2 separate regions of the Homo sapiens genome follow, and region 1 is linked to region 2. The links are chromatin contacts, found by Hi-C or POLR2A ChIA-PET in ENCODE. All regions are on one chromosome and are shown on one strand. Each heading gives the region's core, a stretch centred on a gene start or an enhancer-like site at or near the end of the contact. The rest is flanking DNA. Distances are from core to core; before and after follow the strand shown.

Evidence for each region. Hi-C counts contacts between places; a loop is a spot of excess contacts on that map. ChIA-PET counts read pairs that join two places held with the same protein, here RNA polymerase II (POLR2A).
Region 1: a map of endothelial cell of hepatic sinusoid shows a loop between it and region 2 (7-fold over the local background). The contact joins two enhancer-like sites. A Hi-C loop is called at or near these places in 2 of 168 maps with a recorded cell type or tissue (endothelial cell of hepatic sinusoid and endothelial cell of umbilical vein). POLR2A ChIA-PET finds 5 or more read pairs at or near these places in 3 of 52 experiments (PC-9, T-cell and naive thymus-derived CD4-positive, alpha-beta T cell).

The regions. Positions count from the first base shown.
Region 1 is chr17:17,524,994-17,531,882 of GRCh38, forward strand. The region is part of intron 2 of PEMT (phosphatidylethanolamine N-methyltransferase); the gene reads right to left. Among named protein-coding and RNA genes, the nearest start is that of RASD1, 32 kb to the left of the region's middle. Within about 2 kb of position 1,503, at least 10 of the 41 ENCODE cell types and tissues checked have a DNase peak (open chromatin) inside an H3K27ac peak, as active enhancers do.
Region 2 is chr17:17,466,522-17,473,446 of GRCh38, forward strand. No RefSeq gene overlaps it. Among named protein-coding and RNA genes, the nearest start is that of MED9, 7.0 kb to the right of the region's middle. Within about 2 kb of position 2,335, at least 5 of the 41 ENCODE cell types and tissues checked have a DNase peak (open chromatin) inside an H3K27ac peak, as active enhancers do.

The sequences.
Region 1 (6,889 bases), core at 253-2,752, 58 kb after region 2:
CTACTCGGGAGGCTGAGGCAGAAGAATTGCTTGAACCTAGGAGGCGGAGGTTGCAGTGAGCCGAGATCGCGCCACTGCACTCCAGCCTGGCAACAGAGCAAGACTCCATCTCAAAAAACAAAAACAAAAACAACAAAAACCTTTCCTTCAAGGGTTCTCTCTGCCATCCTCAGCCTCCCATACAGCCCCCCTCCCCCAACAGACCCAGGCCACACCTGTCCCTTAGCCTCGGAAAGAGCTGATGCTAAATGAGCTTTCAGAACAATCTAACGACAACAGAAAAGCATCAAGCAAGACTAACCCATGTGGGAAAGAAAAAGAGGAAACCACGCCTTGCCTCCCAGCGAACTGGTATTCGATGGGGCTGTTATTCCGAGGCAATCGATAAACCAGCAGCCAGCAGGACTCCCAGAACTTCCTTCCCTGCCTGGCAGCACCACCGTGTCCTCACTGGGAGCCCAGCTGCTCGTTTCATCCAACAATGAGCGGGTGCCGGACGCAGTCGCCTCCCAGGGCCATGCATGTGAGCCCTTAGTAGGCAGCGGCGTGGCCCAGCACTCTGCTCTCACTGCTCCTGGTTTTTGCCTGTCTTCTAGATTTCCAGAATCCTAGAGTGGGGATTCATTTGCCCAACACTCCGTGACCCTGGCTCAAATTTCCTCTCCCCGGCACTGCCAGGACCCTCCAGGTAAATGTAAGCTTCAGATAAACAACAACCTGGCCAGGCACAGTGGCTCACGTCTGTAATCCCAGCACTTTGGGAGGCCGAGGTGGGAGGATCATGAGGTCAGGAGTTCGAGACCAGCCAGGCCAACATGGTGAAACCTCATCTCTATTAAAAATACAAAAATTTAGCTGGGCACAGTGGTGTGCACCTGTAGTCCCAGCTACTCAGGAGGCTGAGGCAGGGGAACCGCTTGAACCCGGGAGGCAGAGGTTGCAGTGAGCTGAGATCGTGCCACTGCACTCCAGCCTGGGTGACAGAGCGAAACTCTGTATCAAACAACAAACAAACAAACAAACAATGTTTTGGTGCAACCTGTCCCATGGGACTGCTTTTAATCCTAAAACAGTCTGTGCTGTTGACCTGGAACCCTAATGCAACCGGGCCCTGGGTGTGTGTTTGCTCCATTCAGTAGCCCAGCCTCTCCCACACCCTGGCAAGGAGTTCCCAGCTGAGCTCTGGAACACACAGGTCTCCTCCCCAAATGCCGGCTCCTTTTCTTTTTTTGCAAATCTCACCCACAGCCTCTACCCTAGGGCAGAAGAGACAGGCCCAAGGCAAGTGGAGTGGGAGGAAAACAGGAATGGGGTCGAGACCCAGGGACACCATCCTGGCCTTGACATTCGCCAAAAGCCGACAGCACTTCATAGGCAAATCACTCAGCTGCCCGCTACCTAAACTGAGTCAGCTGCAAAGTACGAAAAACAGGACGGACAGTACCCCCCACCCCGATCCCCGGCCAGCGTGGAAGGAGGGGTAGAGCAGGTGAGGGATGAAAGGCTCCTAGCCCTGGCATGTGGCCCAGGACATGTGAGAGCGCCCGTCTCTCCCCCTATCCGTGGCTCAGAGCAGGGACTGTGTCTGATTTCCTTCTGGGTCCCACTCAGATGGGAACGGCCTCTGCCCATGCACATGCCCGTGGTGCCCGTCTGGCCTGAGGTGGCAGCTCCGGCCTCTGTCTCCACGCCAGGACCCATGCTTCTTCCCTGCCCTTTCCAGGGTGCTATTCTTGGTGTCCTTGGACTCAGAGGTTGTAACTGGCAGCCCAAGATGTGTTCTGGTCAAACTCATAGCATGTTTAAAATATTTGGATCAACAATTAAACACTCAGCGTTTTTCACATAAAAGCCAAGGCTTCTCAAATCTTGGCAATGAACACAGCCTCCCACCCCACAAGGCCTACACCAGCCCAGCTATGCAGTAAGGGCCCAAGAAGCACGACCCCCTTCTGGGAACAAGACCCTTTCCTAGAGACTTCCTATTGGTCTCTCAAATTTCCTACGCATCCTTGAAGTGAGGCCGCAGAAAGTCGAGTTTTTTATTTTTGTTTATGTTTTTAGACGGAGTTTCGCTCTTGTTGCCCAGCCTGGAGTGCAACGGCGCAATCTCGGCTCACCACAACCTCCGCCTCCCGGGTTCAGGTGATTCTCCTGCCTCAGCCTCCCGAGTAGCTGGGATTACACGCATGCGCCACCATGCCCGGCTAATTTTGTATTTTTAGTAGAGACGGGATTTCTCCATGTTGGTTAGGCTGGTCTCAAACTCCCGACCTCAGGTGATCCGCCCGCCTCGGCCTCTCAAAGTGCTGGGATTACAGGAGTGAGCCACTGTGCCCGGTGAGGGTAGAATTTTTAAATCCCTCTTTGAAGTGAGACACGGCTCCTTCGCACTCACTGAAGGACTGATGGGCAAGTGTCCACCCCAGTGCCCAGCAGGGCAGCTCGTGGCTCCCAGCGCCAGGTTCTGGGCTCAAACACCGGCTCCTCTACTTGCAGCTTGGAGCTTGGGCAGGTTATTTCCTTTCTCTCTGCCTGTTTCCTGATCTGTAAAATGGAGCTAATAATACTCTCGACTGCGTCACAGAGCTGCTGTGCGGATTAAGCGAATTCCTGCCCATGAAATGCCTGGAACGATACTACACCAGGCACATGGGCGCATGGCGGTGCTGCTGTTTGTTTTGTTTTGGAATGGGCAAAAGGGTGAGAGTCAAGAGGCTAAGTCCAAGCTATTGGCCTGACAGGCCCCGGCAAAGCTGATGAAGAAAGTCTGTTGTGAAGCAGTGTCCCCAGGGAGAGGACAGGCAGACAGACCTGTGCCACACTGGGCTCGCCGGCTGCCAGGCCTCTCCCCTCTGCGGCCAGCCCTTGATGGACTCTCAGAAGCTCCTCCTCTCTCACCTTGTCCTTCCCTGGCTAAATCTGCCTAATACCCAGCTGCAGTGGTAGGTCCCATCTGGATTCCACAGCCAGGACCCCCCCACCACCTGGCCCAGGGCTCCCAGCCTAGGCACCTGGGGGTCTAGAATGCCCCAAGCAAAGGGCTAGTGCTTCGCATTGGTAATGAATGCTGGGGAGGAGCTGGTGTTTCCACGAGCTTTGCCAAGGGCCCACGGAACCACTGAAGGAGCCCATCCCTTTTGTTTAGAGGACGTGGGCCGTGCGCCAGCACAGAGGGGCTCATGAGCTCCAAGCTTCCTTCTGCCTTCCTGCTTTTGCCTCCCGAACCGCCCCCATCTCGCTTCTACAGCTGGACCCACCCCTCTGCCTGCCTGACTGGCCCCCTTTCCAGCCCCAGGAGCCGCAGCCAGTGCCTTCTCACTCCTGAACTCCTGCCTTGCGGCTCCGGCAAGATGTGGCTGTGGCCTAACAGTTCACACTGTGTCCACCTCTGCCTGCACTATGCTGAATCCCACGTGGGGCTACCACCCGAGGAGGCACTCAACAAGCACGGGTCTGTGTGGAATGATGGATACATCAGCGCTCCGAGGCCTTCTCTCCTCTCCTCTTTCCCTCGCCTTGCAGGGAGCCAGGAAGGGAGGGGGCCACTAGCTGGGCTCCATGAAGAGAGGAGGGGCCCTAAGGCCCCCAGGGTACCTGTAGGTGACATACAAATGTCTGAGTGAGACGTCCCCGGGGCAGCAGGGAGTCTGCCCATGACTCCTGTCTCTCCCTCATCCCACCCTGGCCCCCCAGAACCTATGAGAGGTCAGGGACCTCAGAGGCGGTGGAGCCCAGCCCTCCATTGGCCTTCTGAACAGAAACTCAGGGCTCCACTGGCATCAGGAGGTGGGATTCAGGATCCCCCAGTCCCACTGGAGTTGACAAGGATGGCTGAGGCTGCCAAGGCTACTGGGCATCCCCTAGGCCGGCCCCGATGGCCCAGGCCCAGCAGCATGAGGACAGCCCATCGAGGCATTTCCTCCCCAGCCCCAGATCAAGGTCACTGTGATACCGTCACATAAGCTTCATGTGCACGCCAAGTGCTGTCCACACCGCGCATCCCAGCGGGGCCTGGACCCCTCTCCCTTCTCACCAGGGCTCATAGTGGATGGGGTGTGTTTGTGGGAGCTCAGCAGAGCCCAGCACAGGACCCAGTCACTGCCAGCTAGGCAGGCCCTGGGCCAGCAAGCAAGTGCATATATGAACAGGCGGCTCTCCGAGGTCGCACCGTGTCAGCCCCCTCTGCTCTGCACACGCTAGGCCCAGCCGGCCCGGTGACCTGGATCACACCTGCCCTTCCCAACACCCAGTTCCACCTGTCCTGCCAGGTGTGCACAGCCCTGGCTCCTTTCAGATCTGCCCCAATCTGGCCAGTGCTGCTGAACCTGGGCCAGGGCCTCTCCAGGACATAGGACCAGTGGCAGCTCAGGGCAGCATCCAAAGCGTCCCACAGCACATGGCTCAACTGCCCTTCCACGTGACACAGCCTGCTCGAGGGCTCCAACAGTCATTGTCTCCAACAGATCAACAGACCTGCCCACTCCACCAGCTAGTCCAGTGAATCAATCCCTGTCCAAGGTGCACCCAAGCTCTCGCCCTGCAGTGAGCACACTAGTGCCAGAGAGCAGGTCCCAGCACCAGCTGCCCACTTCCAGACAACCTGCACCCGAGGCCCCAGCAAAGCAACATGACCCAGCTTCACACCCGAGGGGCCATGGCACAGCGGGGGACACTCGCCTCCCCCAGCCTCAGTGCTCATGCTCAACCTCTTCACTCCGTTTTGCTCCCCGCCTCCTCCATTATGACGGCCCACAGAGCACAGGAGAAAGAGCAATAGGAACATGGGCTCTGAGTTCAAATTCTAGCTCCAGCACTACCTATAGCATCGTATAAAGATGGAACCCACCCCAGTGTCCACTGGCAGGGGGAGGGGCTGAATGAACTGCGCTACAGCCCCACCCTGGAGAAGGGCTCCTTGTAGAAAGGAGGAAGATTTCTATCTATTGCTATGGTGTAAGCTCCAGGATATATTCATTAAGTAAAAAAGCAAGTGCGGAAGGTGCACCCATCCTGTTGTATAAGGACATGAAGAGGGGCTGGGGGAAGATACACACACAGACTTGCTTACATTTTCAAAAAGCAACAGGGGAAGGACAAACCCAAAACTGATCAAAATTATTACCTACAGGTGAGGGAGGAGACATGCCAGACATTTACAAATGTCCTTTGTTGACTATGGAACCATGTAAATGTTTTGCATAATTAAGAGTAAGAACAGGGCAGGCACAGTGGCTCACACCTGTAATCCCAGCACTTTAGGTGGCCGAGGCGGGCGGATCACCTGAGGTCAGGAGTTCAAGACCAGCTTGACCAACATGGTGAAACCCCGTCTCTACGAAAATACAAAAATTAGCCGGGCATGATGGCGGGTGCCTTTAATCCCAGCTACTTGGGAAGCTGAGGTGGGAGAATCCCTTGAACCCCGGAGGCGGAGGTTGCAGTGAGCTGAGATGGCACCATTGCACTCCAGCCTGGGTGACAGAGAGACTCCGTCTCCAAAAAAAAAGAGAGAGAACAAAGGAACTACTAGAAATCCAAAAACTCAATCAATAAACCTGGTAAAAACACAGATAAGAAGTTTCAAGTGATTTTGAAATACAGTATTTTGACTAATCCTCCCTCCTGCCGCACAGCCTGAGGACAAAAGAACCAGAAAGATTCTAGACTGCATCGAGTAAATCTATTGTTGGTGATAAAATATTTAATAATACAGATATTATTATTATTTTGACTATATACACATTAATTATGTTACTGTATTTAGGATCCAAGCTTCCTATAAAAGTGGTACAAAAATGAAATTGAAAGGTTGAACAAAAACTTTTGAAGTGGAAATATTGGTATGAATTCATGATTTATTTCTATTTCTAAAAAATTCATTTTTCCATTACAAAAAATTGGCCGGGCGTAACGGCAGGTGCCTGCAATCCCAGCTACTCGGGAGGCTGAGGCAGGAGAATTGCTTGAACCCAGGAGGCGGAGGTTGCAGTGAGCCGAGATGGTGCCACTGCATTCCAGCCTGGGCGACAGAGTGAGACTCCGTCTCAAAAAAAAAAAAAAAAAAATCATTTTTCCTAGAGAGGCCTGGAACAGTGAGCACCCTAGCATTCAAACTGTGGTCTCCAAATATCATTTTCCACTAAAAATAACCAGAGCTCCTTGGTTAAAAGGCCGATTCCAGTCTACTCTGGGAACAGAAGATGTTGAACCTGAGACTGAAAGCTATGAAAGACGAGGTGGAAACGCCAGAAGAACACTAAGAAACACTTGAAGGGTCCCCAGCTGGCTAAAGGCAGACATGCTGAGGTTGCTAGGACACTAACGCATTATTCTGAAATGGTTTTTTTTTTCTTTTTTATGAGACATGGTCTCAGTCTGTCTCAGTAGGATTTGTCTTTATTCACAGACAACAATAATCATCTATGTCAAAAATCAGATGGAAACCACAAATAGATGGATATGAAAATACAAAAAACTTAGAATACTCAAGACAACTCTGAAATAAAAGGACAAAGTGGAACTAACACAACCAGATTTTGAGATGTCTGACAAAGTGCTAAGGCAATTCAGTGGAGAAAGGACAGCCTTTCCACAGATGCCACTGGAACAATTGGCTATCATATGCAAAAAAAAAAAAAAAAAAAAAAAAAGAACTTCAATCCATAACTCAGAAAAAATATAAAAATGAATTCAAGATGGACTATAAATAGAAATATAAACCTAAATCTATATATAAATATATCAATCTAAATATATAAAGCCTTCTAAAACTTTTAGAAGAAAATAGACTAGAGAGAATCTTTATGATCTTGGATTATATGATGATTTCTTAGGCACAATATGAAAAGCATGATTCATAAAAGAAAACGTGATAACTTGAAATTCA
Region 2 (6,925 bases), core at 1,085-3,584:
TACAAAGTGGTTTTTTTTCTTTTTTTGCCAGAAATGTTCCCATGGCACTACAGACCATTTAAATCCCTGTCTTCCAGCTGCCCCTCCCCACTACAAGATCTCCAGCAGCAGCAGCTAGGTGTTATCAGCACCACGCATGGCTGATTCTTTGGGAATAATGGCAGAATGCCGGCCATTAGGATGAAGGATGGATGGCCACGTTGTTGGCAGACTAAAGGGCCAGATGCAGCTTCAGACACATGGAGGGTTCTGGAAAGGGAGAGACTTTGTAAGCCGAGTTTCCAGAAAAGACGTTCAGGAGGCAGGGAATAGGACCTTGAAGGATGCACCCCTCTCTCTAGTTTTATTAGTTCTTCTCATAGATTTATTTATCCTTATGAAATAATTTCCTTCACTTATATGCATTCTCTCTGGATTTGATTAACTTTTTAGAGGTTTTGTCATGGGGGGTTGAACCCATTTGGATCTAAACTTGAGCTTTTGGAGGATTTTGTTTTGTCATCTGTGTGGTTTTAGCTCCCTAAATTGAGCTGTGCCAATCCTGGGATCTGTTCCCCCTGCATCCTGCCATCTGGTGTGATCTCTGTTTTCCTCAGACAATAATCCTGCAATTGTTTCCTTTCCAATCCCCCGACTAAGGCTGTTTTGAGAGCTGCTTTTCTTCCACATTTGCTCTTTCTTACGCCTCTTCTGCAGGAGGCTGAGCTGGCTGGGTTCCTTGACGTGGCCCGCATCATTCAGACCAGACTCAGTGGCATCTGCTTGTGGCTGAATGGATGGAGGGTGAACAGGTGTCTCAGCTGGGAAATTAATCCTTGGCTAACGCCAGTGAGCCTTGTCACTCATGCAACATTTCATTTTACCCACAAGATTAAAAAGCTTCCTGAGCCAAACACCATTTCTTATACCTTTCGTATCCTCACAGCACCTAATAACATGGCCTCACATGGAGCAGGGGTTCCATAAATATTTATTAGTATCCTAATCTTTCACCACTAAGGTAGTGTTAACACCGATGATGAGCTTGTGAGTCAGGTTGCATATGACACCAAATGAGAGCTGAAATGCAAAAAGTGCAGAAAAAAAAGAAAGATGCAACAATATGACTTCTGTTTACCCTAACTTATCTCTGATTTTCTTTTCTGCACTGCTGGCTAATTGGGAACCATGCACATGAACAACTCTCAAGATGTGTGAACAACAAACATAAGAAGAAAGAACAGAAAGCAGCCTGAGGAAGTGAGCGGGAATTGCTCCCTTAACTCTGTTTCCTGGGTGTCTCAGGAGCACCAGACCTGGCCTGATACTGCACATATGCACCCTCCCATCCCCCGGACAGCACTGAGATGGGAGGGGCATAACTCCCGTTTTATTGCTGAGATACTCAAGTACGAGGTGGTTGAATTACTCACCCAAGGTCACGGAGCTGGCTGTTGGCAGATGTGAGCCTGTTCTCTGATCTGTCCCTTAGGGGACACAATTCAGGCCAGTGCTCTCTGCAGCCCAAGATGGAACAATGAGAAGCTGCCCTGTGGCTGATTATCATGCCTGGCTTGTGGCCTCTTCTCACTGTTGCCCAGTGTAACTCTGCATATTTAGTCCATCTCCACTGATTCACACTACAAGAAAAGCCAACTTCCACCTAGGAAACTAGTATCTTAGTCCATTCTGGCTGCTATAACAAAATACCATAAACTGGGTGGCTTATAAATAGCAGAAATTTATTGCTCACAGTTCTAGATGCTGGGAAGTCCAAGCTCAAGGTGCCAACACATTTTGTGGCGTCTGGTGGGGGCCTGCCTCCCGATTCACATGTGATGTCTCCTCACTCTGTTCTCACATGGCAGAAGGGGCAACGAGCTCCCTTGGGCCTCTTTGATAAGGGCACTAATCCCATTCATGAGGGTGCCACCCTTGTGACCTAATCACCTCCTAAAGGCCTCACCTCCTAATACCATCACATTGGGGATTAGGATTTCAACATATGAACTTTTGGGGGACCCAAACTTTCAAACCATACCAACTAGCTTGACTCTAACATGCAGACCTGGGGCCAACTTGGAGCACTTGCCCCACAGCTGGCTTTTCTCTCACCTGGCTTCTAGGGTGACATCTAGTTAGAGGCTTGGTGGTCACTATAGGGTCATAAGCTTGTCTGCCAAGAAGTTTTTAATAGATGCCCCTGAACTTGCCTTGCAGGAAGCTCCTCTGTTTCCTAGCTTGGGGATGGCTCTTCCCACACTTTTTCTCTCCCTGCAGTTAAAGCAATCTCTGGCAAGGCCATTACATAAGCAGTGTCCCTTGCCAGCTGTCACCAAGGCCACCGGAAAAATCAAGACATATGTAAGCCAGCAATGGCTCACCAGAGGCTGGACAGCCCCGCATGCTCATTACCCCCTGCTTGGAGCTGGGTTTGAGCCCTCTCATGACTGCCAGCCCTGGATTTTTCCAAAACATAAAAAACCACAGTGATAGGCATTTGCTGCAGATTTTTTTCTTTTCTTTCTTTCTTTCTTTCTTTCTTTTTTTTTTTTTGAGATGGAGTCTCGCTCTGTCTCCCAGTCTGGAGTGAAGTGGCGCATTCTCGACTCACTGCAAACTCTGCCTCCTGGGTTCAAGCAATTCTCCTATCTCAGCCTCCCGAGTAGCTGGGATTACAGGCACACGGCCCCACACCCAGCTAATTTTTGTATTTTTATTAAAGATGGGGTTTCGCCATGTTGGCCAGGCTGGTCTTGAACTCCTGACCCCAAGTGATCCACCCGCCTCAGCCTCCCAAAGTGCTGGGATTACAGGCGTGAGCCATTGTGCCCGGCCAACTGCAGATTTAAAACCAATTGAGACACTGGGGAGGTAGAACACAGGCTAGAAACATTACCCTGAAAGCCATCTGTCCCTTTTGGTTCCTGATTTCTTCCTGAGGTCAAGGTCATGTACTTGTTCCTATTTCCACATCCCACCTTGTATTAGTCCATTGTGTGTTGCTATAAAGGAACACCTGAGGCTGGGTAATTTATAGGAAAAGAGGTTTATTTGGCTTATGGTTCTGCAGGCTGTACAGGAAGTATGGCATCAGCATCTGCTTCTGGTGAGGCCTCAAGAAACTTCCACTCTGGCCAGGCATGGTGGTTCACGCCTGTAATCCCAGCACTTTGGGAGGACGAAGCAGGCGGATCACTTGAGGTCAGGGGTCCAAGACCAGCCTGGCCAACATAGTGAAATCCCGCCTCTACTAAAAATACAAAAATTAGCCGAGCATGGTGGCACACACCTATAGTCCCAACTACTCGGGAGGCTGAGGCACAAGAATTATTTGAACCCAGGAGGCGGAGTTTGCAGTGAGCCGAGATTGTGCCATTGTATTTCAGCCTGGGCAACAGGGCGAGACTCTCTCTCAAAAAAAAAGAAGCTTCTGCTTGTGGCAGATGGTGAAGGGAGAGTGGGTGCACCACATGAGAGAGTTCTCCGATTCTAACGGCCAGCTCCCATGTGAAGTAATTGAGCAAGAACTCACTCATTGCTGTGAGGAGGGCACCAAGCCACTCATGAGGGATCCACCCCATGACCCAAACACTTCCCACCAGGCCCCATCTTCAACACTGGGGGTCACATTTCAACATGAGAGTTGGAGGGGGAAAATATGCAAATGATATCTCCCTTCTCCCACCACCAGCTGCATGACTGTGAGTGAGTCATTTGGCCTCCCTGGGCCTCTGCATCCTCACCTGAAAAATGAATGAAACCATCACCAGGGTCCCCTTCATTCTGGAGCTCAGTTTGTTCTAGTGTGGGCTGGCCTGGAGCACCCCTTCCTCCCCTCTGTCTATCAGATCCTGCAAGACCTGGGCATGAAGCCGGTGCCCACACCTGGCGTGTGGATGGCCAGGGGTATTTCCTCGCAGCTCTTAGGTGAGGGACCACACCGTTTGTTGGAGCCAGAAGTGAGTATGTGACCCCTAGATTCATTCTACCAGGTATTAGGTGGCCACAGGGCTTCCCATACCAGGTCCCCAAATTCCAACTGGTTTATTTACAGAGCCCTTTGTCTACATCATCTCACTTGCAGCCTCCCCATGAAAGCAGCAAAATCCCCAGTGTGAGGATTCCTGATCTGCAGATGAGGGAGATGGTTGGGTGGGAGGGAGAAGTGACTGAGGACAGCAGTGTCATAGATTACAACCGCTGCGTCCTCCACCTGACCCACTTAAAGAAGGGAAAGGAGGAGGGATTGGGGAGGGTTCACTCTGCATCGCCCGCACACTGATGCCACGGCTCACCCTTCCAGGCTAGCACCTGCATTAGCCAACACTACTGGGAGGTAGCAGAGCTGCCATCCAACCCTCCTGGATGGCTGCACTCTTCTTCAGCCCTCCAGCCCCTGGTGTGCTCCGTCCCACACAGAGAGAGCCAGCAGGAAGGAGGGCAGCCAGGTCCCTGTAGGTGACAAGATGAGTGAGCTGTATCTAAGAACTCGGCAGCTCAGGGTTCAGAAAGAGCCGAGGTGTGAGCCTTCAAGAGACAGGCTCAACGTGAGTCAGTTTCCCCCTCTGGCAGGTAGGGTAATGGATATTTCAGAGTTTCATAAGAAGGAGGCAAATCTACGCAAAATGCCCAGCACAAGGTTTGTCAATAAACAACCGTAATACTCTCTGCGCTCCCTGTGACTATCAGGCTGGGACCTTGCAAGCCACACCACACTTTGAGGCAGCAAAGATCCCAGCCTCTTTGGCATTCCAGTTGCATAATCTTTTTGTTGTTGTTGTTGTTGTTGTTTGAGTCAGCGTCTCGCTCTGTTGCCCAGGCTGGAGTGAAGTGGTGCCATCATAGCTCACTGCAGCCTCCAACTCCTGGGCTCAAGCAACCCTCTTGCCTTGGTCCCTCAAATAGCTGGGGACTACAAGCAACACCATGCCTGGCTAATTTTTTTAGCCAGAGATGGAGTCCCACTCTGTCACCCAGGGTGGAGTGCAGTGGCACAGTCTCAGCTCATTGCAGCCTCTGCTACCTGGGTTCAAGCGACTCTCCTGCCTGGCTAATGTTTTATTTACAATTTTGAAACTGGAGTTAAGAGTCAAAGATGTACAATAAATCTAGTAAAGTGAAACCCAAAACAACTTCTAGAAAAGGGGAAAAGTCGGGCCAGGTGCAGTGGCTCACGCCTATAATCCCAGCACTTTGGGAGGCCGAGGTGGGTGGATCACCTGAGGTCAGGAGTTTGAGACCAGCCTGGCCAACATGGCGAAACCCCATCTCTACTAAAAATACAAAAAAATTAGCTGGGCATTGTGTCGGGTGCTTGTAATCCCAACTATTCGGGAGGCTGAGGCAGGAGAATCGCTTGAACTCAGGAGGTGGAGGTTGCAGTGAGCCGAGACTGTGCCATTGCACTCTAGCCTGGGCAACAAGAGTGAAACTCTGCCTCAAAAAAAAAAAAAAAAAAAAAAAAAAAGCTGGGGGGAAGAGTGACAAAAACAAAAAGATGACCATGAGAAGAAGGGCATTTTTAAAAAAAAAGGATTAACAGAAGGGGTTAAGATTGAGGCTTTTGGGGAGCAGCTGGTAAACAGAAAAAGAAATTGGCTAACAAATAATTTGGATGAAAATTATGTAGTAAAGAGATTGGAAAAAATACGGCTTCAGAACAATAATGAACCATTTTTGATAAAAGCTAGTTCCTGGAATGGATTGCCTCTCATTTGTATTATATCAAAAGCTGTTTGGTAATTTAAGGGCAGCTGGTGAAGATCTGGTGAAAGATCACAAACAGAAGGACTAAAAGAAAGGACTCAAGGAGAACATTCTCTCAGTCTGAAAAAAATACAGTCGGATTTGTATGCTGAAATGCCCCCAAAACAAATGATTCTGAGAAATGAAACCACTAACAGAAATGAGTTGAGAAAATGAACGTAATGGAGTATCTCAGAGTTAGGAGAGGACGGCTGAAAAGAATAAAAAGGAGATTCAAGTGGAGCTCAGAGAGAGAAGAAAGACAATCCGCAGGGTGGACCCAAGCAAAGGGCTTTTGTCTGAGGTTTATGCAATGAATCGTGGCTTCAGTGAGCTGATTCCTGGTATACATTGCACTACATTTGGCCAGAACAATGATTGCTGCCTTTTTTTTTTTTAACTCACAAAAATCAAAGTATTGTGTAGCTTTTTCCACCTGCCTGAGGCTCCAGGTTATGAAAAGAAAAGGATGAATCATAAGTAAGAATATAGCTTTGATGAAAAAGCCCTCTATCATATGATGACATGATCAGTTTAACAAGACCCATGGTGTCTGTCTGACGGAGACATGACTATTTTTGGACTTTACGTAGCAGAATTCTTGTATCACAAGAATATTCATAGATATGTGTGATACGGGTCCACTTTGAGCATCTGAAAGTTCAGTTCTGGGTGCAGTCTGGTTTTTGTATGTGTTCTTGTAGTAGCAGTTTATTGCATAAGGAATAATTACTCCAGGGTTTTTGAAAAAAAAAAAAATTAAGTAGCAGTAGTAGCTAACACATAGATGCTTACTATGTGCCAGGCACTGTTTGAAGCTCTTGACATGCATTCCCTCTTGTAACTGTTTCAGCAGCCCCATTAGGTAGGTACTGTATGATTCCATTTTGCAGATGAGGAGACCCAGGCTCAGGGAGGTTAAATAACTTGCCCAGCGTCATAGAGCCAGAGAGGAGCAGAGCATGGAGTCTATGTGCCAAACCCCCTTGCACCCACCCCTCTATTTGGCCGTTGTTCATATTTATCCTATTTACTTCAAGTTATCTCATATACAAGAGATAAAACACCACATAGAAAGTTGCTGTGCCTGTTATATTCCCAGTCCTTGCTTCGTCCCCTGTCCCATCCATGTGAGGTGTATCCCCCAGTTCCTTTTTCAAATACATTTACATAGGTGTCATATTTATGGACAATAGAG